Regions from separate parts of the Mus musculus genome. Here regions 1, 2 and 3 are each linked to region 4. Evidence: chromatin loops called from intact Hi-C (ENCODE). Cell type or tissue: left cerebral cortex. All regions are shown on one strand. Each heading gives the region's core, and the rest is flanking DNA. Links, peaks and the distances in the headings are about the cores only. Region 1 overlaps Arid1b (AT rich interactive domain 1B (SWI-like)). Region 2 has its middle 17 kb from the start of Gm34371. Region 3 overlaps Arid1b (AT rich interactive domain 1B (SWI-like)). Region 4 holds the start of Arid1b (AT rich interactive domain 1B (SWI-like)).

The links. Hi-C counts contacts between places; a loop is a spot of excess contacts. Peaks named below come from ENCODE experiments on the same cell type or tissue, not always from the same donor. Only the 100,000 strongest peaks of a DNase experiment are listed, where the experiment ranks them.
Region 1: a loop joins it to region 4, with 3 times the contacts of the local background. A loop is called at or near these places in 6 of 42 quality-filtered maps.
Region 2: a loop joins it to region 4, with 7 times the contacts of the local background. A loop is called at or near these places in 16 of 42 quality-filtered maps.
Region 3: it touches region 4 in a loop (7-fold over the local background); 17 of 42 quality-filtered maps call a loop at or near these places.

What each region holds. Positions count from the first base shown.
Region 1 is chr17:5,199,467-5,205,018 of GRCm38, forward strand. The region is part of intron 4 of Arid1b (AT rich interactive domain 1B (SWI-like)); the gene reads left to right. Gm34854 (a long non-coding RNA gene) reads right to left here. Exons shown (of 3, transcript XR_876354.3): 3 at 273-669. Among named protein-coding and RNA genes, the nearest start is that of Gm34854, 22 kb to the right of the region's middle. In left cerebral cortex, for the core only: a CTCF peak has its summit at 2,590 (motif pointing right); DNase peaks (open chromatin) are centred at 2,582, 3,082 and 3,339; H3K27ac peaks cover 819 bases.
Region 2 is chr17:4,774,885-4,780,436 of GRCm38, forward strand. No RefSeq gene overlaps it. Among named protein-coding and RNA genes, the nearest start is that of Gm34371, 17 kb to the right of the region's middle. In left cerebral cortex, for the core only: a CTCF peak has its summit at 3,481 (motif pointing right); a DNase peak (open chromatin) is centred at 3,481.
Region 3 is chr17:5,187,176-5,192,727 of GRCm38, forward strand. The region is part of intron 4 of Arid1b (AT rich interactive domain 1B (SWI-like)); the gene reads left to right. Among named protein-coding and RNA genes, the nearest start is that of Gm34854, 34 kb to the right of the region's middle. In left cerebral cortex, for the core only: CTCF peaks have their summits at 541 (motif pointing left), 2,811 and 3,430 (motif pointing right); DNase peaks (open chromatin) are centred at 593, 2,723 and 3,389; H3K4me3 peaks cover 1,170 bases; H3K27ac peaks cover 1,537 bases.
Region 4 is chr17:4,994,169-4,999,720 of GRCm38, forward strand. It overlaps Arid1b (AT rich interactive domain 1B (SWI-like)), which reads left to right and starts at 906. Exons shown (of 20, transcript NM_001085355.1): 1 at 906-2,324. The coding sequence starts at 927. In left cerebral cortex, for the core only: a CTCF peak has its summit at 2,196 (motif pointing right); DNase peaks (open chromatin) are centred at 989, 1,730, 2,106 and 3,233; H3K4me3 peaks cover 5,000 bases; H3K27ac peaks cover 2,878 bases.

The DNA of each region.
Region 1 (5,552 bases), core at 257-5,256, 210 kb after region 4:
TAATCCTTGGAGAAAATAATGGATTATTCTTTATTATGGTTATTCAAATGGAAAACTAGGCCTGGCTTACTCCTTACCCTGTTATTCTGAAATAAATGCAGGTACATCAAATATTTAAATATACAACAGTAAGCATGAACCTATTAAGAGAAACCAGATGAAAAATTCTAATCCTGGAGGAGGAAAGATTTCTTTTTCTAGTTGTAGCTCTAGGCGATGTAGAGGAGACCTACGATGTCAGGCCTCGGACTTTCGGCTTCTGACTTAGCCCTGCTTCTGAAATGGACTGCAGCGCCTGCACTTCTCCGTGTCAGAGCTCTTGAAAACTGAGTTCTTCAGTACTGCCTAGTGTAAACGTTCTTTGTATATCTACATCCAACTTAATATACTCTTCTAATTTGACATGATGTTAACTAATGATACAGTTTGCAATCAGTATCTAAGGGCTGTGTCACAGATTACTTCCTTAAAACAGATTTCTCTTAGATAGACTCGCGGTGGGCACGGACGTGCCTGAGAGTACTCACACCACAGGGGCAGCTTCTGGGTGTCTCTGTTCTGTTGTCATTAGGTGGTGCTTGTTCTTTACTTACTGAAAGTGTCCAGGCGTCTGCTCTGCCCATGAGTGCTGGCTGCTGCACTCTGCATCATGACCAACATCAAAGATACCTGCATACAATCATCACATTATTAATGATAGTCAGTGCTATTTGTGTTACTGTTCTATGTTAACCAATTACTTTTAATTAACCAGGATCCTCTGTAGTAAATAAGTAAACCTACATTGTAAGGCAATGAACAACAGTAAGTTGCTCTGCCTGCAGGCAAGCAATTATTGATGCCTTTCCCCATTTCTTGGGCGTGTTCGTAATGCACAAGATGAACCACCCCTGTTTGTATGTATATGCTACTTTTGTTCTTGATTTTTTTTTTATTGAATAGCGTATTTACACAAATAGGTTTTCTTGATCTGTTTTTAGTATTGATCTTTTTTTTTTTTTTAACAATTTATTAATGTGTGAGTGGCGAGAGCACCTGTACCAGGGCTTACATTTGCAGGAGGCCACCCACAGGAATAGTTCTGTCCTTCTACCATGGGTCGGTTCTGGGGATCAAGTGCGGGTCCTGGAGCATGGCTGCCAATTAGTATTCTGTGTTCTCTGGGTGCTTTATGTGGGAACTGGGAAGGAGTTTAAAGTGAGGAAGGGACTCCTGCTCAATTCTGCCTCTCAGCTCCTGTGTCACAGCCTTTCCGGGCGGACAATCCTGGAGTTGTGGGATTTGATGGTTTAGGACAGCTCAGAGGGTCAAGGGTTTGGCTCCTGCTATCACTGACCTTGGTGCTGTGTGTGCTCTGAAGTCCTCTACAGATGGGATCTTTGTAGGCACACATGCCAGCCAGCATTTTCCATCAACTCCTTAGACATCAGTGTGGCCGGGCCTCAGCCTCGGCTTTGGTATTTATTCATTTGCTCAGTCATTCAGTCTTTTAGTTGTCCGTCTGTTTAAATGTGCATGCAGTTTTGCCTACATTTATGTCTGTGTATAATGTACATGCCTAGTGGCTTCCGAGGGTGTCAGATTCTCCTGAAGCCAGACTTGCAGAGAGTTGTGAGCCTTTAGTTGTATGCTGGGACGTGAACCCCGATCCTGTGGAAGAACAGCTTGGGCTAACCTCCAGCCTGTTTTGTTCTCTTAAGCTTCTGTCCTCACACTTGTGTCCTGGAGGAGCCCTTGAGAGTTTTCTGCCTTCTGCAGGTCAGCTGCACTACACCCTAACTGCACTTTGTGTACGCCTGCAGCTGTTTTTTGGGTTCTTGTTTCTGTTTTGTTTGTTGTTTGTTTGTTTTTCGAGACAGGGTTTCTCTGTATATCCCTGGCTGTCCTGGAACTCACTTTGTAGATCAGGCTGGCCTCGAACTCAGAAATCCGCCTGCCTCTGCCTCCCGAGTGCTGGGATTAAAGGCGTGCGCCGCCATGCCCTGCACCTGCAGCGTTCTTTTGGTGATTACGTTCACGAGTCTTAACTCTCCACAGAAGAAATGGGAACAAATGCGTAAGGATGCTTACGTACATTCACTTGGGTGTTTACGGGGAAACTCCCCTCCATGTTTGGAGACCTTAAGCATGAGCCTTGTATGGATCAAATGTGCAGAATGTCTTTCTTGATGAATGTTGGAAGGTGTTTCTTTTGAGGAGTTTGTAATGCAGATTACAGCAGACATGAAGAGTCAACACTTTAATACCAGTGCACACCTTCCGGTTCCAGCAAGTCTTTCTACTGAAAACATACTGTATTGTTTTCCAGTCACACGTTTTTTTCCCCTTTAACTTAAAGTTAGTGTCGCTTCATAGCCAAATTAAATACATTGGCAAATAGCTAAAAATTAATCATGTATCAGATCAATACAAGCATACTTCAGTTTTATATAGATAGTTTCTGGCTGATGAGACACAAAGTGGTTATCAACCTTTCTCTGAACATTTACTTTAGAGTGTATGACAGGAGTAACACAGGACATGGGTTCCCAGTAAGTCTACTGGTCTGAAGGGCTCCTTGAGACTTGGCATACTCCACTGCTCCCACTAGAGGGCTTCCTTCCAGCAGAGACACATGCTCTGAGAGCAGCAGGAAATCCTGCCTAGGACATTGCTATTCCCTTGAGAGGAAATTGAGACTAACCTCCTGGATTTTAGGTAGTATTTTTTTCATCTATAGGTGCTAACATTAAAGCCTCATAGAACAGAGAATGTTAGACAGTAAACGAGGGTGTGTATGTTTTAAACCCATAGTATTTGAAGGAAACAGGTTTGTGAAGTTGCTTAGGTGAAATGAGTTTTTTAAAAGCCTGGTAAGGGGTTTTGAAATACCCTTTAGCCTGGCTAGAGAGAGAAGCAGGACTGGAGGCTGAAGCGGCCTTGCGAACAGTCACATGGGGCTCTAAATTCCACAGAAAGCGCTGCTCTCACCTCCCGTTGTCAAATATAGTAAAGCCTTATCTTTAAATAGATATTCTATTTGCTACTGATTTTTTTTTTCTACTTGACTTTTAAAATCTGTTAAAATATGCAGAACTCACTCTGTAGATACCAGTCTCGGCTTTACTGTGCTCAGCAGTAATTGTATGTATGTGAAAATACCCACATCAGGGTTTAGTGTCCTTGAGGGACAGAGGCTGGCAAGATAGGATCTATGAGTGCAGCTCACAAGCAGACGTCCTAGAATGCCCACAGTAGTTACCTCGGCAGGGCTTTCCCCAAAGGCTTTTAGCTGAAGTCTTCGGTGTTCATTTGGAATTGCAATCTTAAAAATATTTGCGGTCAGCAGCTTGGTGTTGTACAAGGCAGGGCTCAGGAAATCAAAGATGAAGCTCTTGTGCGTGTGTGGGAGGGGGAACCTAAGCTAAAATCTATGCTATGGCTTGTTTCTAAATCTAACAGTTAGCGTTGGAAATTGGAGTGTAAACAGAAATGGTGTTAGTGGATCTTCCCATGATTTTCCACTCTAGTTGAGCCAACATCTCAGTCTTTAGCCCAAAATCATATTTGATATCAGCAACATATGGTTTCCATCACAAAGTAGCTGCTCATCTTGTCAGCCCAGCACCCAGTCTACCATCTTTCTGGTGGGGCGGGGCGGGGTGGGGTGGGGTTGGCCAGGCTCTGACCTTCCTAGGTGGCTCCTCTTTAACCCTTTCATTTTCATGCTGCAGTCAGTCTTCCTTGGTACTGTTGTCATTGGCAGCACTGTTGTCATTGGCATGGCCTATGTACACTTGTGTTCCAGGCCAGTCACAGGCTCATCCTGATTTCAGCCCCACGGCCCCACCTCCCAGATGCTGAGCACCCAGACTTTCTCTTCCTTTCCTTGTTCTTTTCCTTCATATTGGCTCTTTTTAGTAGCCAAACTTAAGAGCTTTATACACCAGACTGAATAATTACGTTTTTTAAAAAAACAGTAATTATCAATACACATCTCATTCCATGCAGCTTTTAAATTCATGTTAATGAGCTCTGTCGTCTCTTGCACAAGACTGACAGCCAGTTTTGAAGTTCTGCCATCTTTTTACAACTTGCTGCCTAGACTCTGCCTGCCTCTCCCAGAGCACTGTTCTCAAGACCTCTTGCTCTGTAGCATTCCAGAGCCTGGCTCTGCCCACTCTGCTGTGAGCAAGGACAAGAAGCTACTAGCATCAGCAGGGTGGCCAGCATGATGGTTGGTTTTCTGAGTACAACTTTCCCCCTTGCTATCCTGTCTCTCAGTAACAAGTTAAAGAGCCTGTGCAGCATCGTGGCATGTGAGCAGGATGGCCCTGCTGAGGATTGGCACCCACACACATTGAGGCGGGTGGGTCCTCTCAGTGCAGAGCACTAGCCCCGAGAGAACTCACCGAGCCCCTCTTGACCTCCTCCCAGGGGCTGGCTCACCTGGCTCAGGGCTGTCCTCAGAGGGGGTCTTGATCGTACCTAAATCATTTCTTTCACTACCACTGCGGGTTGACGTCTGGGCCTCAGAGGATGAATCGGCCTTTGGACTCAAGGTGTGTGGCCTGGTGTGGTTTATCATGCAGGACTTTGCTGCTCTAACCAGACACCAGTGGTTAGCAAAAACACCTGTTTAAGTTTAATCATTTAGGCTGTGATTAAGATTAAACTTTGGGTATAAGAAGCTACAGAACTCAGAGTTTTGTGTAGTGGTGATTGGCTTCAACCTTTGCCCTGGTGCAGGGTTTTCTGACATCCTGCCTCATTGCCAACACCCATTTTGGGAACTGACTAGATGTAACCGCTGACTGCTAGCTGCCCTGCTACACGGCTGATGGCTCTGCTTTGCAGACTTATTGATCCCTCGTTCCTACTTGGTGTCTTCACTACTGAACTAAAACCCAGCTTCTTCCCGGGAGCCCACGCCTGGCAAAGGCCTGTGAACAGACGCGTTGTCCTGGAGTGGGCTGCAGTCCATGCTAGATGCCTGCTGTTAGAGATGCATGGGGAGGGCAGAGTGCACAGGCGCAGAGCAAAGGGAAGTCTTTCTAGATGGCTGGACCCTGGGCTGGGTTCTGAAGGCCTGGATTATACAGAGACCTCGCAGGAGCAAGGAAGGAAGGAGTGCTACTTTGGGTCAGGATAGCTGTGGAAAGCCTTTTCATCTCATATATGTACATGAGGAGCCACACTGGAGCAGCCTGAGTTCATTGTCAGGGGTCTGAGGTGTAGAGTAGGTGCCATTGAGGTGGGTGGGGACCTGCAAGCATGTGCCGGGCTACGCTCACCTGACTCTTTCCTGCTCTGCACCTTCACAATCACATTCAAAGCTGGTGTATTTGTGTGACCTGCCAGTCAGTGTACTTACGGGCTATGGTTACGCTAATAAGGTGAGGTGACTACCCCATCAACTCTATTCAGGGCGGTAAACGCACTAAGATTGTGCATCACAATGAAAAAGAAAATATAAATTTATACCTAATACATATATGCTATAAGTTTATATGTTAAAAGCTTAATGTGTTTTTATATTTCATGTTAGAAATTACTAAGTATTATAATTCTGA
Region 2 (5,552 bases), core at 434-5,433, 220 kb before region 4:
TTGCATGGTTCCTGTGCTCCAGTATGAAGGTCAAATGGAGGCATGACTTGCTTCACGCCTGAGTGGCACCACACTCTCCATTCGTCCCTACTACAGTCCACCCTCACATCTCTCTCCCTTGCAGGGTGCCTTCCCAATACCTTCCCCTGTTCACCTGATCTGCTCTTCTGCGTGCATGGGGCCATATGTTGTAGGTTCTTAATAAACATTTGTCAGACTAAGAAATGATGTCACGGGAGCTGCAGCAATGGCTTGGCACTGAAGAGTGCAGGCTACTCTTTCAGATGACTCATATTCAGTCCCCGGCCCAACCACCTGTAACTCAAAGTCCAGGGAACCTGACGCCTTCTTCTGGCCTCTGTGGATGTACACACACGTGTATGCACAAACTCACAGACATACATGCAAGCAAACACACAATAAAAAGAAATTGTTTAAAAAGATGAAGAAATAAATGGTTGACCAAAAGCTGAAATGTCCTTATTGTCATTATTATTAATCATTTTCCTTGCTAACAGCTTTCCACCTTACGGATCCCATTACAAAGGATTTCTCCTCCTCAGTCAGGAAAGTGCTTGTCACGCAAGCATGGCCATGTGATTTCAGTTGTTAGTACTCACAAAAAAGTCATATGTGGTGCCATTTCCCTATCATGATCTAATCCCCAGCGCTGTGGACATGGGGACAGGAGGATGTGTGGCCTGCTGGCCAGACAGAGTAGCTAAAGCCTTGAGCTCCAGGTCCATCCACAGATCTGGCCTCCAAAATGAAATGAAGGTAGAGAATGATGGAGAAGAATGCCTGGTGTTGATCTCTGACCTCACATCTATGCACACTCACACACACTCACATGTAGACATACACATAGACACACACATACTCATACACATACACACACTCACATACTTACACATACACACTCACACTCAATCACACACACACTCTCACAATGCACTCTCACACTCATACTTACTCTCTCTCTCTTTCTCTTTCTCTTTCTCTTTCACACACACACACACACACACACACATTTGTACACACACACTCTAACACACACATCAAAAGGTACCATGTTTGAACTACCTCCCTGGGCCAAAGTTGTTGACAACACTGAATTGAACCAACATTGCCTGATCTCAGAAAAGCCCAAGCCTAAACAAACAGCGTGTGGTAACTCTGGACTGTCAACTTGATGGACAATTGTGAGCATGTCTCCAGGGAGGTCTGAGGAGGGAGAGATGGCCTCCTGGATGGATGATGGGCAGCTGACTGAGCCAGGGTCCCCGACTGAATCAAAAAGAGAAAGCGAGCTGAGCCCAGCCTTCACCCCACTCTGCTTCCTCATGCTAGATGCCTGCCATGTGACCAGCACCTCCTGCTCTCCCTCTCCATGACGCTGGATTATACCTCAGACCAGGAGCCAGAATAAACCCTTCCTTCCTTAATGTGGTTTCTGTCAGGTGTTTTATCACAGTGACAGCAACAAAAGTGCCATTCATTGCACAGGTCACGGGATGAGAGGAGCCTGGTCTGGTCATAGGTATTCCGACCCAAAGAAATTCAGTTCTCAGACGCTAGACCCTTTCTAGCCCTGTGTGTCACCTCTTCTAGGACCTCTGTTTCCTGACCTGTTGCTTGGTAACCTTTTTCAAGACTGACATATTCTGGTCTCCCCCTGTTCCTAATGTTAATCAACCACCTGTAAGTCTTCATGATGTCTTTATACCCGGTGTTGAACGTGGCCATGCCAAGCCTTACCTGCAGTACCAAATTCTGAGGATGCCTGGGGTTTAGTGTGTGGTATCTCCCTGTGGCTCTCTCAGAGGAAAAAATAAAATCTCCCCCAGAAGAAAGCAGCCAACTTATAGTTAAGCCATTCACCCAAAACTAGGTGGCAGGTCCCTTCCATGGTCCTAGGTTCACCTGGGACTTGCTAGCTGAGTCACAGATATTTCTTGGAAGGCAGGTGCACATATACCCAAGCAGAGGGAAATATCCAATCGCTAGACAGGGGATTCTAAGCAGAGGTCTGCAGGTGAGAAAAGACAGGCCTGAGTTCAAATCCCACCAGCACCAGTGTCTTAGAAGCAGAGCCACACAAGAGAGTTAGCTGGGCCCCATCCAGATCAATACTTGCCTGACACCATCCTTAGGAGTTAGGGGTGAGCCTTTGCAGATCTCTGTGAGCATCTAGAGGAGTCTGATACAACCTATGACCCTCACACTCGAGTAGCCTTAGCCTCCTCCAGGTTCCTTAGGGCTTAAGCTGCTCTGTCCCAGGATAGATGTGGGGACAAGAATTTACATCCAGCACTAACACCAGGTGGTATGCTTCGCCTCACTAAGATTTGGGGGCTGTACTGGACCGTCATCAAGTCGCCAGCACTGGAACCTCACCTCCTCCTGGGACTATGAAATGGTGACAATGGCTGCCTCAAAACATAAAGTGTCCACAAGAAACTACTGAGGAACTTGAAAGCATGTGGGATACCTGTGACCCACACACACACACACACACACACACACACACACTCACACATACACACACACACACACTCACATACACACACTCTCTCTCACACACACTCACACACACACATACTCACACACTCTCACACACACACTCACACACACACTCACACACACACACTCTCTCACACACTCTCATACACACACTCACACACACTCACTCACACACACACTCACATACACTCTCACACACACTCACACACACACTCACACACACACATACACACTCTCACACGCACACTCACACACACACACTCACACACACACTCACACACACTCTCTCTCACACACACACATACACACACTCACACACACTCACACACTGAGGAGACCCTCATTACTTAAGCCACCGTGGCTGTGGCTGTGTGCAGTCCTATGTAAGTCCCTATGCTGGTTAGAGATCACACTTGTAGTATTTCCTGGAATTTTTTAAATGTCAAAGGACCTAAAAACCCATGTATTCCTGTTTTCTGGGCAAATTCCAACCCTCTAGAGTTGGTTTTTTGGTTTTTTTTTAATAGAATGGTGCTTATCAGAGGGAAAACATCTGCTCCAGTTTCTTCAATCTCTAATGTATCTAGTCTGCCTTTGTAAAATAGGTATATCGCTAATGACTGAATTCCTGCCAAGGGAATGAAATGATTGTTTCAATCACTTATTCCTCTCATCGGCTTTGCCCTCTGAGGAACAATATCACACAACATAAGTATAATGGATGGGCCACACGTTTTTTCGTTTGTTTTGTTTTGTTTTGTTTCTTCTTGGTATCTTCCTCACTGGCCACCATCAGAGAGAGAGCCGTCCAGAATGGATGCGTTGTTTCCAGGGCCTCCACCTGAAGCACCACGCTGTGGCTTGTGATTGTAAATCTCTTTTTGAGAACTGTCCTTCACCAAGGCCCCAAATGCCAACCCCTGGAGAAGCCTCAGTGGAGCGTGACCATGCCGGGATGCGGCCACCAGAGGGCGCCGCAGAGCAGCACGCCCCCTCCAAAGACTCCCAGCCGCGCCCTCCCAGCCCGGCTGTTTATTGTCAAGAAGGGTGTTTTTTCAAAATCCGCACACACAGAGATGGTTTTCCTTCCACGTTTTCCCCTCTTATTGGTGTTTTTTGTTGTTGTTGTTGTTGTTGTTTTTCTTTCTTTTTTAGCATTTAAGTGATAACCAAATAGGATCTGCTCCTGTTGTTTACACAAGTAAACAAAGATGGCAGTTAGAATAGAATTAGGGTTTTTGTTTTTTGGGTTTTTTTTTAAGTGGAACCTGGGTGTTTAAGTGCTATGAGGAGGAGGTTAGCGGCCGAATGGGAGAAACCCTATACATTATGTTAACAGGAAAGAGTTCGAGGACCAGCCAAAGGTAGGCCTCTGGATCCGACTGAGCCCTACCTAGTACCTGCCAAGCCAGAAGACACCAACCAGGTCCAACAGACATACAACTTAGCTCCTACTGTCCTTTGGTCTCTCTCCCTCTGAAAAATAGCAAAGGAGTTTAGAATCCCATATTACAACCTATTTATACCATATCTTTCAGGGGGGGGTGCATCTTACAGTGGATGTAGCATAATATGCCTCATTTTAACCCCAGTGGTGTTAAGTCTGTGCAACCATTAACCACCACCCATCTCCAGAACTTCACTCTCATCTCACGCTGAAACCGGGAAGCCAGAAAATGCTCCCGGTGACCTCCGTCTCCCTCTGTCCCAGCATGTCTACCCTAACCTCCCAGAAGTACAACAGTACCGTACCTGCCCCTTTGGTGAGTGACGTCATCATTTATTAAAGCTGTTTTTCAAGGTGCAGTCACGCTGTAGCAAGATGTCAGAACTTCATTCCTTCCGTGGGTGAGTACTCTTCTAGCACATTCTTTCTGGTAGCCAGAAGAATGCAGAAAGCAAATCGGAGAGGCCGCCCTGGCCCTTGCCTTTCAGTTGAAGAGTCTAGGCTTTCCCACACAACACAGGGCAAGGAGTCACAGTCAGATCTTCCTGTTCACAGCCACAGCCCCCTCCCCTGCCTTGTGTGGGGTCCTTGGCTAACACTCCTTCAAACACTGACATAGACAGGTGCACCTTTCTCGGCAGAACATCTAATCCACCCCTCCCGGCCAAGCACCTTGTGATCCCCAAACCTGAGACTCAAACTAGGGCATAAACCAAACCTGGAAGAGCCAGCTAGGGTGTGTGCGACTTGGAGAACTATACAGACCCTTTCCAAGGTTCTTACATAGACCAGACAAGCCAACATCCTTTGGTCTCTATATCTCACTTTGCCCAGGGGTTCTAATTGGACCACAGGACTCAAGCCTGGGCACTCAAAGAAAAATACCATGGCTGTATTTCCTTCAAAGTTCTCTGCAATGGATATTCACAGAGGACCATGGTTTCTAACAAAGGTCAGCTGGAAGGACTTGGGGTTCGCTCATGGCCCTATCCTGTTAGTGTTACTGAGACGATCTGACACTCTCTAAAAGCTTCTTATACGTTGTATTCTTTTGTTTTGCATCTGCTCCGTGAGGGAATCAGGTTTTAAAGACACTCAGCTGAGATGCCCCAGCCAGGACTCCTGCCCTTGTTCTGTGACCTCAGAGCCCACGTTTGCCACAGCCTGGCTAAATCACTCCACGTTCAATATTTTCCCCTCCCACGGGTGGAAGCTGTAGAGGGATGTAGTCTTCCAGCCACAGGGGGAACTACCTTTGCTCTGCTCAGCAAACACTTCCTTTGTGCTCTCCAGACAGATGGTTTGAGAAATGACAAGTGGTTTGAGAAATGACAAGAGGATACAGCCCCCTGGAATTCACATCCAAAAAATAACTGGGGGGCTAGGGAGGGGGTTGGTAAAGTTACAAACATGAAGTTGTTCCAAGTTCAAGACCCAGCATCTACATTAAAAAGCCAGGCAGAGTGGTACACCCTTGTAAACATAGCACTGGGGTGGGGGGTGGCTAGGACAGCCACCTTGCGAGGGGGGGGGGGTCCCTGGAGTTCAGTGGCCAATTTGCCTGCTTAATCACTGAGTTCCA
Region 3 (5,552 bases), core at 191-5,190, 190 kb after region 4:
CTGTCTCAAAGAAAGCAAGGTGCCCACTGCTGTGTTGGGCATGTGTAGTACTGGTTGAAAAGCCACAAACGTAACAAGTTCATGGGCATCTGAAAACTGCTCCTTAACCTTGGGGTGTCGCCTGAGGTTGCTGTCATTTATCTGAAGACAAAGCTGTGCTGGTCTTCCTAAAGAGCCCGTCTGTTAACAGCGAGACCCTCACATCCACAGTATGCTCTGAAGTTGGGAGTAAACGCAGCTCTGCCTGCTGCTTCTGTTGTGGTGCAAATGTTTAGAGTTTAAACTGTTCTGAAATGAAATGGACCTTCATAGAAGGGAAGACTTTTCAAAAACAATTTATAACTTTCTCTTTTTATGACGATGAGCACTCTCCTTTTAGAGCTGCTAGAATGTAGCTACAGGTGAGTGGTGTCTGAGGGTCATCTTTAGGCCTCAGCTTCCCTCTCACCAGTATGAGGTTACAAGGCATTGCTGGAGTGTGAGACTTCCTGGTTTCCAGATGTCCTCATTTGCACAGTGCTCACTAGATAGAGCCCTCTGCAGGGCACTGCTGGAGGTTCTGCAAGTGACATAACCATATATGCATACATACATAGTTATGCATGAAATGGAATTGCTGCTTCAGCCCAGCACTGTTCACATTCTAACAGTGGGGATCAGGGGAGCCTTGGCAGCTTTCAAAGGGCAGGATTACAGAGAGTGAAGGGGCCTGATTGGATAAAGGGGCGGAAAGACCTCAGTTGCCTTATTGCACAAGTCACTAGGGAGCGTGATTACCATCCAGTAATGAGTTTAGGGGAGTGAAACCACAGGGCAGATTAGGAACAGACTCCCCCTGGCCCTTTTACCTAAACTAAGGAGTTTAGACCCAGATCCTTTGGTATTCTCTGGCATTGTATGTGGAACAACAAATTGAAATCTGGATTTGCCAAGGATACCATAAGGCACCCCGAGGAGTGGATGGGAGATCCTATTGCAGTTTCTACTGTTGTGTGGATGTAGGAGAGAGCAGTCTCAGCAAGGCACTGAAAAAGGACTAGGCTGGGGTGAGTTTGAAAGCAGGTTTTGGGGACTGGTCTTGTCATGCTCAAAGATAGCACTAAGGAAGTTCCATTTAAGTCACCTCACAGCCATGAAGTGACTGTCAACCACCTGCAGATAGCAGGGACAGACGCTAAGAAACTGTCTTAGGGACACAAAGTCAGTATTTGAAGGAGTTAAATATAACCTCACACCCTCTTACTCCAGGGCCCATGCTTTGCCAAGTACCTCTCCCTTGGCATGGAGGACGAGGAGCATGTGAAGTTCTGAACTGTAGCCTTTTGCATCTACCTGGGAAGAGGGGTGAGGGGGCGTGGTCCTCCATGCTGCCTCTTGCCTGGGCTCTGCTAGGTTCTATCCCCACTGCATGCTGAGTGCTTTCCTTGCCCAGCTCCAAAGGCCTATTCATCACTACCCACGATTCTGTGTTTGGTTTCCCTCTGCAGCCTGACTGCAGACCCGAGTTTGCCTATCTGTTGACTGCCTTCTTGGCTGCACCACAATGTGTAGCACTGTAAAATACCTGACCATGTGTTCCTTGCACCCCGACGGAGCCTGCGTTCATTTCACTACTGTCCTAACCACAAATGAAGGAAGGTAGTAATTTACTGAACCCAGAAACATCTGAAAATTCCTTAACCTCATAGCCTGTGCAGGTAGTACAACTTGGTACCATTTGGAGGACTGAAAAGGAAGAAAAGGCTAGAGGGCTGGAAGGAGGGCAAATAATGTCAGAAAAAAAAAGTGAACTTTTAATCAAAAAATCTCAAAATTTTAAAAATTTGAAATAAAGTTGAAAAATACTGAAGCATATTCCTGTGAAAATCATCTGTAGGAGAACAAATGGGGTGAAAAATTTGAACATTCACTGATGAAGAATTTGCCCAAAGCAATTTGTATGATTGCCCATTTTAGGTAAATTTACTAAGTATCACCTTTTCTAGTAACACAAATCCTAACATTTCAAGTGTACAAATGATTTAATTCATAGTATGTCAGCATGCCTGCTTGCCTTTGACCCTGCTGGTACTATACAGACTAGATATGGCTGAATGAGAAGTACCACATTGCAGAGCCTAGGTGAGCTGCGTCAACATGACAACAGTAACAGCATTTAAAATCATGTGTTCATTTCTTTAAATATCTGTAACATTATCCAAAAGTTTCATATATAGCACTTGGTTGTGACAAAAAATAGTAATGGTGAATTGGTGCTTTTGTTTTTGCTAAGCTCTCAGATTACTTAATTTTCTTCCAAAAAGTAATGACTTGGGATTTGTGGCTATACGTGACACACATATATAACCATAATGGGATTGTTTAGAGAATTTGACCATTCAACCCGGTAAGCATAAGGGAGCGCTCAGCAGGGCCTTGGGTTGGATACCTGGGCCTGCAGCTTGCCTGGCTGCCTAATGGCAGCCCTGAGAAGCCTAACCTGCGGGGCACCCTAAGTCTCACTGTCTGTTTTCACGTTCCCTATCCTGGAAACGTGTGCGTGGGGTTTCTTTGTTTTCCTAGCGCAGTGTGTCCCACAGCTCGCGGGCCAGTGAGTGACTAGGCACTCCTCCAGGGAGGAAGAGGGGAAGCAGCGACTGCGCAGCCGCGGGTGGGGAGCTCCCGGCAGGCACCGCGGTGGGAGGCCTGGCCATCGAGCCACGGTCGGGGCTGTGCAGGCCCCACCCCAGAGGGCTCACTCCCAAAGTTTCTGCTGACGCAGCCGCGCTCCCGGCGGTGCTCCCAGTTTCTCCGAAACCCTCCCGCGCCCTCTGCCTGTCCCTGGAGAGGAGTGCCGAGGCGAGGGCCGAGCGGCTGCCCTGTATCCCTGCTGGAGCCGTCCGCCCCTGAGGAAAGGGCCCTCCCCCACTGTAGCGGGGCCGGTTGAAACTTGCTTTGCAGAAAGAGACAAAGTTGTAGACTCCCAAAACCCAGAGTCTGGGAGGATCAAACAACACCCCCCCTTCCCCCTCCCGTAGGCTGGGCCATGGGGAGACCAGAAGGCCGCTGGAAAGTAGGGTGGGGTGGAGTGATGGGGTGGGGCCAGTGGGGCAGGCAGTGGGTGGGGCGCCAGGGGGCGGGCCTTAGGCCTAAGCTGTGCACCAAGACAGGCGAGATGGAGGGCAAGAGTGGCTGGAGCGGAGGGTAGGGCCAAAGGCAAAGACCCTAACTACATTTGTGCAGTACCAGTTGGAACCAAGTGCAAGGTTCCTTGATGGGAAAACTAATTCATAGCATTTTTAAATCCCAGAAAAAGCCTAAGCTTTTGTAGCGTCTCATCTCCTGTCTGTACCTTCTTAAATTAAAAAAAAAAAAAGTTATTTTATGCTACTGGGTGTTTTGCCTGCTTGCATGTCTGTGCACAGCGGCTGTTCCTGGTACCCATGGAGGCCAGAAGAGGGCATCATCAGATCTCTTGAAACTGGGATTACATATGACCTGGGAGTTGAACCTACAAGCAGCAGGGTTTGTTATCCACTGAGACAACTTTCTAGCCTCTACTACGTTAGTAAATGCTAAGAGGATTTGGGGGGAAAGACATTTCTGGAGAATAAGACTAATCTGTCTAGAAGACCTAAGGCCACTGTCTGCTCTCTGTTGCTCACCTTCTATGGTATAGCAGTGTAACCTTAGACCTTTCAAGTAACCTGCATGACACATACAAGAAGTTAGTCGACATACATATACCAGACTTAGAGGACTAATCAGCCAGAGCCTCTAGTTGATAAATTATTTCCACTGTGATCTGTAGCCTGAATGGTTTTTAAAGTCAATGCAGTTGGTACTATGAAGAGTGAATTATTGATAATCATTAACATGACGGATATTTCCTGACCCAGTAGCTTAATTTTGGAAATTTGACACTTAAAGTTTGTTACAAAGGTTATTAAAGAGACTCTGAGCAACAAGTGTTTTGCAGAATACATTTTGTTTGGGCTTATGCCTCATATTTACTATGCACGTGCATGGTATTTTAACACAAGTATGTTTATGATGTGTATACAATTAATATTCTATTAGGAAAGATTGTTATAGTATGGACATTGCTAACCTTGATTACTGCTGCTCACTGCTGCCATTTGACAAAGTTTAAGCTAAATAAAATCCAGTTGATTTGGACATTTTGTAAAGAGAGGTGAATTGCATGCCGGGGTATACTACTACACTTTATCCTTAAAAAAAAACCACCTAGACGCAAATCGCTTATCATGCACGTGTGGATCTGTTTGGGCTTGCATTCACTACATGAATGCAGTAACACCCAACATACTAGAAGAGGTTGGTGTGTGTGTGTGTGTGTGTGTGTGTGTTGGGGATAGTTTTCATTTCTATCGTGGGTGCACATGGGAAACACTGGTGTCTTCTTCAGTATCTTTGCACCTTAGCTTTTGAGACCCACAAAGCATGAACTCAGTTTTCTCCGGGGTTTTCTTGTCTCTGAAGCCCCCCCCCCCGCCCCCCCCCCCATACTTCGAGCACAAGCCTAGCCATCTCCCTGGCATCTGAATATGGGTGTGTCCTGTAGCTCAGGCCCCTGTGCTTGTTCAGCCGCCTCTTTACCAAGTAGCCATGGCTCCAGCCCTTCTTTTTAGGGTTTGAGCTTGTATAATGGTCATGAAACTGATGGGGTCAATAAGTTGTGGGTTGACAGGCATTTAAGTCCTTGGCTTTGTGAATACTGAGTTAGTAGAAAGACTTAATTTTCTTGTATCTCAGGAGGAATGGAAAAGCAAGCAGAAAAATTCTTATAAACGGATACAATTTGTAACAGTGCCTGTAACATAAATTTAATAAAAACAGCTTCCTTTCTCATCCCACCTGTATTTACTGTTACATTGACCCCATTGATGGAAACAGCCCAGAAATTATTGGTGTATCAAACTATGAACGTTATATGGAGCATCCTAGACTTTAAATACTAAATCAAAGAAGACATATCTGTTTGGGATATTTTAATCACTTCTATTTCTAAATGCAATTTCTGTGTATATTCTCTTATAGCATATTGTAAAGCTGCCTCTCTGATATCATAGTGAGTTTGAAATTATTTTGTTTCCCTGGTTCCTTGAAATTTTGGAAGAGCTAGGAAGCAAATGCATAATTTGACCGATTTTACATTCAAGTGTAGGCAGTTGTCTCAGATTATATTTTCAATTTTGAACTTTCCCCCCATTTTTAAATAGTGGCTTTGTATTACTAATAGTTGAGTGCCTCCCCCTCTTAAGTAAATACGGCATCAAGCTCACATTGCATATGAAATGTCTGTCTGTGCAGGCCTGTCAGTGAACTCGAGAGTACATGTTTAGAAGGTCATGCCCCTGACCTGGCCTCCTCAGTACTTACTCCTTTGTGGAGTTTGGGGTTTTTGCCCTCCCTACCCAAAAATCAGTGATGTGTGACTATACTGTGCCAGGACATAAGGTAGCTTTCATCAAAACAGTGATGCCTGGTAAGATGTGACACAAATGAACCTTAGCCCCAAGTGACCATTTCCTTCTTATGTTTGGTTATAT
Region 4 (5,552 bases), core at 317-5,316:
CCCCCCCCTCCCCTCGCTCCCCCGGGCCGGGCCCTCCGCGCCAGGCCGGGCGAGACCAGCCGGGTGAGCGGGGCGAGCTGGCGGGCGAACGTGCGCTCAGCGGCGGCGCCCGGGGCCGAGTCCAGTCCGCGTTTTGCGAGTGCGCAGCAGCCCTCGGAGAGAAGCGGATAATAGTTGCTCCGGCTCGCTCGGCTCCCTCACGCCGCGCTGGGCCCGATTAGGCTCAGGCAAGTCGTGCATTTCCCCCCCCCCCCCATATCCGGGTTAGAGAGGGGGGAAAAAGAGAGAGAGAGAGAGCGAGCGAGAGTGAGGGAGGGAGAGAGAAAAGTTTCATTGCAAGCGGAACTAAAAAACTTTCCGCCCGTTCAGGCCGTAGCGGGCGCGAGCCCCCGAGCGCAAAGGCGCGCCCCCGGCGGGCGGCCCGGGGCTGCGGGGGGTGGGGTGGGGAGGGCACCGCGCTTCCCCGCGGGCCGCGTGGATGCGCGCAGGAGGGGCGGCCGGCTGCGAGTGGGGACATTGTCTCCCCCCACCCCGCCCGGCCGCGCCACGCCGCGGCGATCATGGCCGCGCGGGCAGCAGCGGCGGCGCGGGCGCGGGCGGGCAGCGGCGAGCGGCGGGCGCCCTCGGGGCCGCGGCCGGCGCCCGGGGCCCGGGACCTGGAGACGGGCGCGCGCGGCGCGGTGGCGGCTCCGGGCCCCATCCTGGGGGGCGGCGACGGCGGCCTGAATAATGTGCACCACCACCCCCTGCACCCCCGTCACGACCTGAACATGGCCCATAGCGCGAGCGCCGCGGCGGCCGCCAGCTCCAACAGCGCGCAGAGCGGCCGCTCCGAGGCGGCTCTCAAGGAGGGTGGAAGCGCCGCCGCGCTGTCCTCCTCCGCCGCCGTCGCGGCCTCTTCCTCCTCGGCGGGCCCCGGCTCGACCATGGAGACCGGGCTGCTCCCCAACCACAAACTGAAAGCCGTTGGCGAGGCCCCCGCTGCACCGCCCCATCAGCAGCACCACCACCACCATGCCCACCACCACCACCACCACCATGCCCACCACCTCCACCACCTCCACCACCACCACGCACTACAGCAGCAGCTAAACCAGTTCCAGCAGCCGCAGCCGCCGCAGCCACAGCAGCAGCAGCCGCCGCCACCGCCGCAGCAGCAGCATCCCACTGCCAACAACAGCCTGGGCGGTGCGGGCGGCGGCGCGCCTCAGCCCGGCCCGGACATGGAGCAGCCGCAACATGGAGGCGCCAAGGACAGTGTCGCGGGCAATCAGGCTGACCCGCAGGGCCAGCCTCTGCTGAGCAAACCGGGCGACGAGGACGACGCGCCGCCCAAGATGGGGGAGCCGGCGGGCAGCCGCTATGAGCACCCGGGCCTGGGCGCGCAGCAGCAGCCCGCGCCGGTCGCCGTGCCCGGGGGCGGCGGCGGCCCAGCGGCCGTCTCGGAGTTTAATAATTACTATGGCAGCGCTGCCCCTGCTAGCGGCGGCCCCGGCGGCCGCGCTGGGCCTTGCTTTGATCAACATGGCGGACAACAAAGCCCCGGGATGGGGATGATGCACTCCGCCTCTGCCGCCGCCGGGGCCCCCAGCAGCATGGACCCCCTGCAGAACTCCCACGAAGGGTACCCCAACAGCCAGTACAACCATTATCCGGGCTACAGCCGGCCCGGCGCGGGCGGCGGCGGCGGCGGCGGCGGAGGAGGAGGAGGCAGCGGAGGAGGTGGAGGAGGAGGAGGAGCAGGAGGAGCAGGAGGAGCAGCGGCAGCGGCAGCAGGAGCCGGAGCTGTGGCGGCGGCGGCCGCGGCGGCGGCGGCAGCAGCAGCAGCAGCAGGAGGAGGCGGTGGCGGCGGCTATGGGAGCTCGTCCTCGGGGTACGGGGTGCTGAGCTCCCCGCGGCAGCAGGGCGGCGGCATGATGATGGGCCCCGGGGGCGGCGGGGCCGCGAGCCTCAGCAAGGCGGCCGCCGGCGCGGCGGCGGCGGCGGGGGGCTTCCAGCGCTTCGCCGGCCAGAACCAGCACCCGTCGGGGGCTACACCGACCCTCAACCAGCTGCTCACCTCACCCAGCCCCATGATGAGGAGCTACGGCGGTAGCTACCCCGACTACAGCAGCTCCAGCGCGCCGCCGCCGCCGTCGCAGCCCCAGTCCCAGGCGGCGGCGGGGGCGGCGGCGGGTGGCCAGCAGGCGGCCGCGGGCATGGGCTTGGGCAAGGACCTAGGCGCCCAGTACGCCGCTGCCAGCCCGGCCTGGGCGGCCGCGCAACAAAGGAGTCACCCGGCGATGAGCCCCGGCACCCCCGGACCGACCATGGGCAGATCCCAGGTAACCCCCGCGCCCGGCCGGGCCTGCTTCCGCCCGGGCCTCGCGCCGCGAGCCCGACTTTCTTTCTTCGCCGGGTACTTTTCCCGGCGGTTGGCGGGGGTGGCGGGGGCGCGGCGCCGCCGGGCCGGGGCCGGAGCTGGCGGGGCTGGGGAGCCGGGGTGTCCCGCGCCCTTGCTGCGCGCTGCGCTCCCGTGCCAGGCCCGGGACGGGACCTCGGTGCCCCAGGCCGCGCCCGCCCGGGGAGGGCTCTCGGGGCAGCGGGCTCCGGGGCCCGGCTTGACTCCGCCGGCGCCCACGGTGTGCCCTGAGTGGGCGCGGGGAGAGAGGAACTTTCTCTCTTCGGGCCTCGGTCGGTTTCCCATTCCCCTTGCGAGGAGGAGGCAGGGGGAAAAAAAAAACCAAAAAAAAAAAAAAAAAAAAACCCAAAAACCGAGGTTAGCTTTGTGACAGCCGTGGCTGGTGGAGTTTGGATGTTTACCAGCAAGAATAAGACCCAGATTTACAACGGGCGGAGGCGAAATATTGTAAAATAACATCGATTCGTTCCTAAGAATAGCTGGGGAGAGATCCATTATGGGGCTAAGGGCTCCTTGGAAGGAGTCACCTTCAACCGGGAGGCGATGTTGAAGGAATAGATTCCGGATCGATGGAACTTATTTTGATCATGGGTTAGGTTTTCCTTTTTTATTCAGCAAACCTAGTAAGGTAGTAGGCCAGAGAAAATGGGTCGTTGTGGATCGTATTTGAGTGGATTTTCTTGATTTTGCTGTCTCCCAAGTCCAACAGCGTTGTTAGGAAGTGTCTTGCGCTCTGGCTGTTTCTTGCTAGTAGGCTGAGCCTAAAGACTGACTTGATCTCTCCTTTGCAAGGTTTGGAATTTGAATTGTGGAGGTAAACTGGCTGTAATAGTCTCCAGACAGCTGCCTCTGAGTTGACATCTAATCTGCCATCTGATTGGCTCCCCTCTCACCATTGGGCATTTAGCACTGCTGATGTAAATAGAAGTGCGGAGCAGTACAGTCACAAAAATTCCTGACACAAATAATAACTGAACTCTATTCCAAGCACATGGAAGATTGAATACTATTTAGAGCTTAAATTGTTATGAATCATAGTTAGTAATAAAGGATTGAATACAGAGAAACATGCTGTTGTCCAGTATTAGGCATTTATAAAACTTGGGTCTTCGATGACAAATCTTACAATATGAACATTACATTTATTGTGGGCTTTAATTGTGGACTGAAAATAGGAGCATTGGGAAATAATTAATGCAAAGATTGGACCAGTTTGGGCTTCGTCAAGCTTTTTTATAAAAGTCTGCTTTTTACAGATCTAATTGAATATATTTTAATCCTACCAGTTTACAGTTTAATGCATTAAGATTTCAGTATTCTGAAATGCTATAACATTTCTTACTGATATTTAATTATCTAAAAATCAGAAGAAAGCTATATAATTGGTGATTCTTAATTAGCTTAGAGCCAGAATAAAGCTATGCATTTTTAGTGATTTGTGTTCTCATAATTGCGACCATTTTAAGATGGTCATGTGGACGAGGAGTGTTACTTACAACTGGTGTGTTCCAAAACCTGTGAAACAAAACGAATTTTTGTAGAGAACAATTGACCAAAAGAGGCAATGAATATTTCTTTGAAATGCTAAAGCACATGTCTTTTTTTGATTTGTAGCATATAGAAATGCCCCCCCCCCATACTGTTTTTTTTTTTTTTTTCCTCCTATTTTGTTAGGCTAAGTAATGTGAGCTTTATTCAAACTGCTTTTGAATTAGAGCAAGAATATTTAAGGCAAGTTCTACTGGGTACTGTGTCTTCCAAATAATTTTTCTTCTATTCACATCTTAATGCTGTGATGTTTTCTGATCTATTAGAAGGGAGTAGCAGTGGTTTGTTTGTTTGTTCATTTGTTTTTAATTTAGCTCATTTGTTTTAAGGAGGTGTGCTTTACAATTAATTAACTGTGGACTTGAGGAGAGACCTGGTTGACTTGGCACCTGATATCTGCTGCTTCCAAGTCTACATGGCTCACGGAGTTCTACTTTGATAAAAAACATTTCCCTGTTCTAGATGGAAAACTTGGGGTTTCAATTTTTGTCTTCGACCCACAGAAAGAGAAGTCCATGTAATAATTAAAACTTCTCATCTTTGTAAGCTATAAAGGGAGGAAGCTAGAAGCAGTTGTAGGTTCTTGTTACTTTAGAGGGTTATTTCTTAATGGTACCAATCATTGTAAGTATTTTTTGTTTTCTTGGAATGAGAGTGTATCCATTATAGCCTCGGTGGCCCTTGGGAATAGCTTTTTTTATCTCAGAGAAAAAAAGGGCAGACATATGACCTCAATTCACAGATTTCTTAGTTACCTTACCGGTAACATGTAGATTGTTTCTTTTCATACTTTTATTTTTTTTCCTTTTGTTTTGCTTTTGGAAGGACAGTATTATTTAGTATTTGTTATGATAGCTGTGTTAGGTAGCCACTTGTCCACATTATTAAGTTATGCCAGGCTATAGGTCATAAATTACAAAGTCATATTAAATAATGGAAAAATAAATCTGTTTTTGGCTTTTAATACATTTAGTTTCATTTTTGATTTTAGGCAAATGGTTTGTGTTGGATGGCAATTTTTTTTTATTATTTTTTATTTTTTTGTTACTGGGAATAAAACCTGCCTGTTGTTGAAAGAGGTCTTTTAAAGATTGAAATAAGCCAGTTTATGATTTTTTTTTTAAATGTAAGTATTTAGATAGAGCCAGTCTCAAAAGGAGTCCTAAGGACTGCTCACATATGTAAACTTTTAGTAAGTATACATTTGTCTTGAATTCTGTGTATGTTATTTTATTTTTAGTTTATAGATATAGTAAAGTGTAAGCTAGTTTAGGGTTACAAGGCAGGAAGCCCCAGGATTCTTCCTTATTTCTTAAAATGAAGCTAAGATATAGTGTCTTATAAGGTCAGTCCATCCCCTCTTCCACAAACCTTAGGTTGCTTGGTACTTCAGATCTTATCAAGATGCCACGATGGCCTACATTTGTATATTTGCCTAGGTATAGATGACTGTTATCTGGTTGGGTGAATTTAGTAGCCATGGCTCATACAAAAAGGCCTATTATTTAAGAAATAAAAACACCCCCCCCCCATATAAAAAATGTAGGATGTGTGTGTGTTTGTGTGTTCTGTTGTATGGGATGAAAATATTTGTAACTCAAAA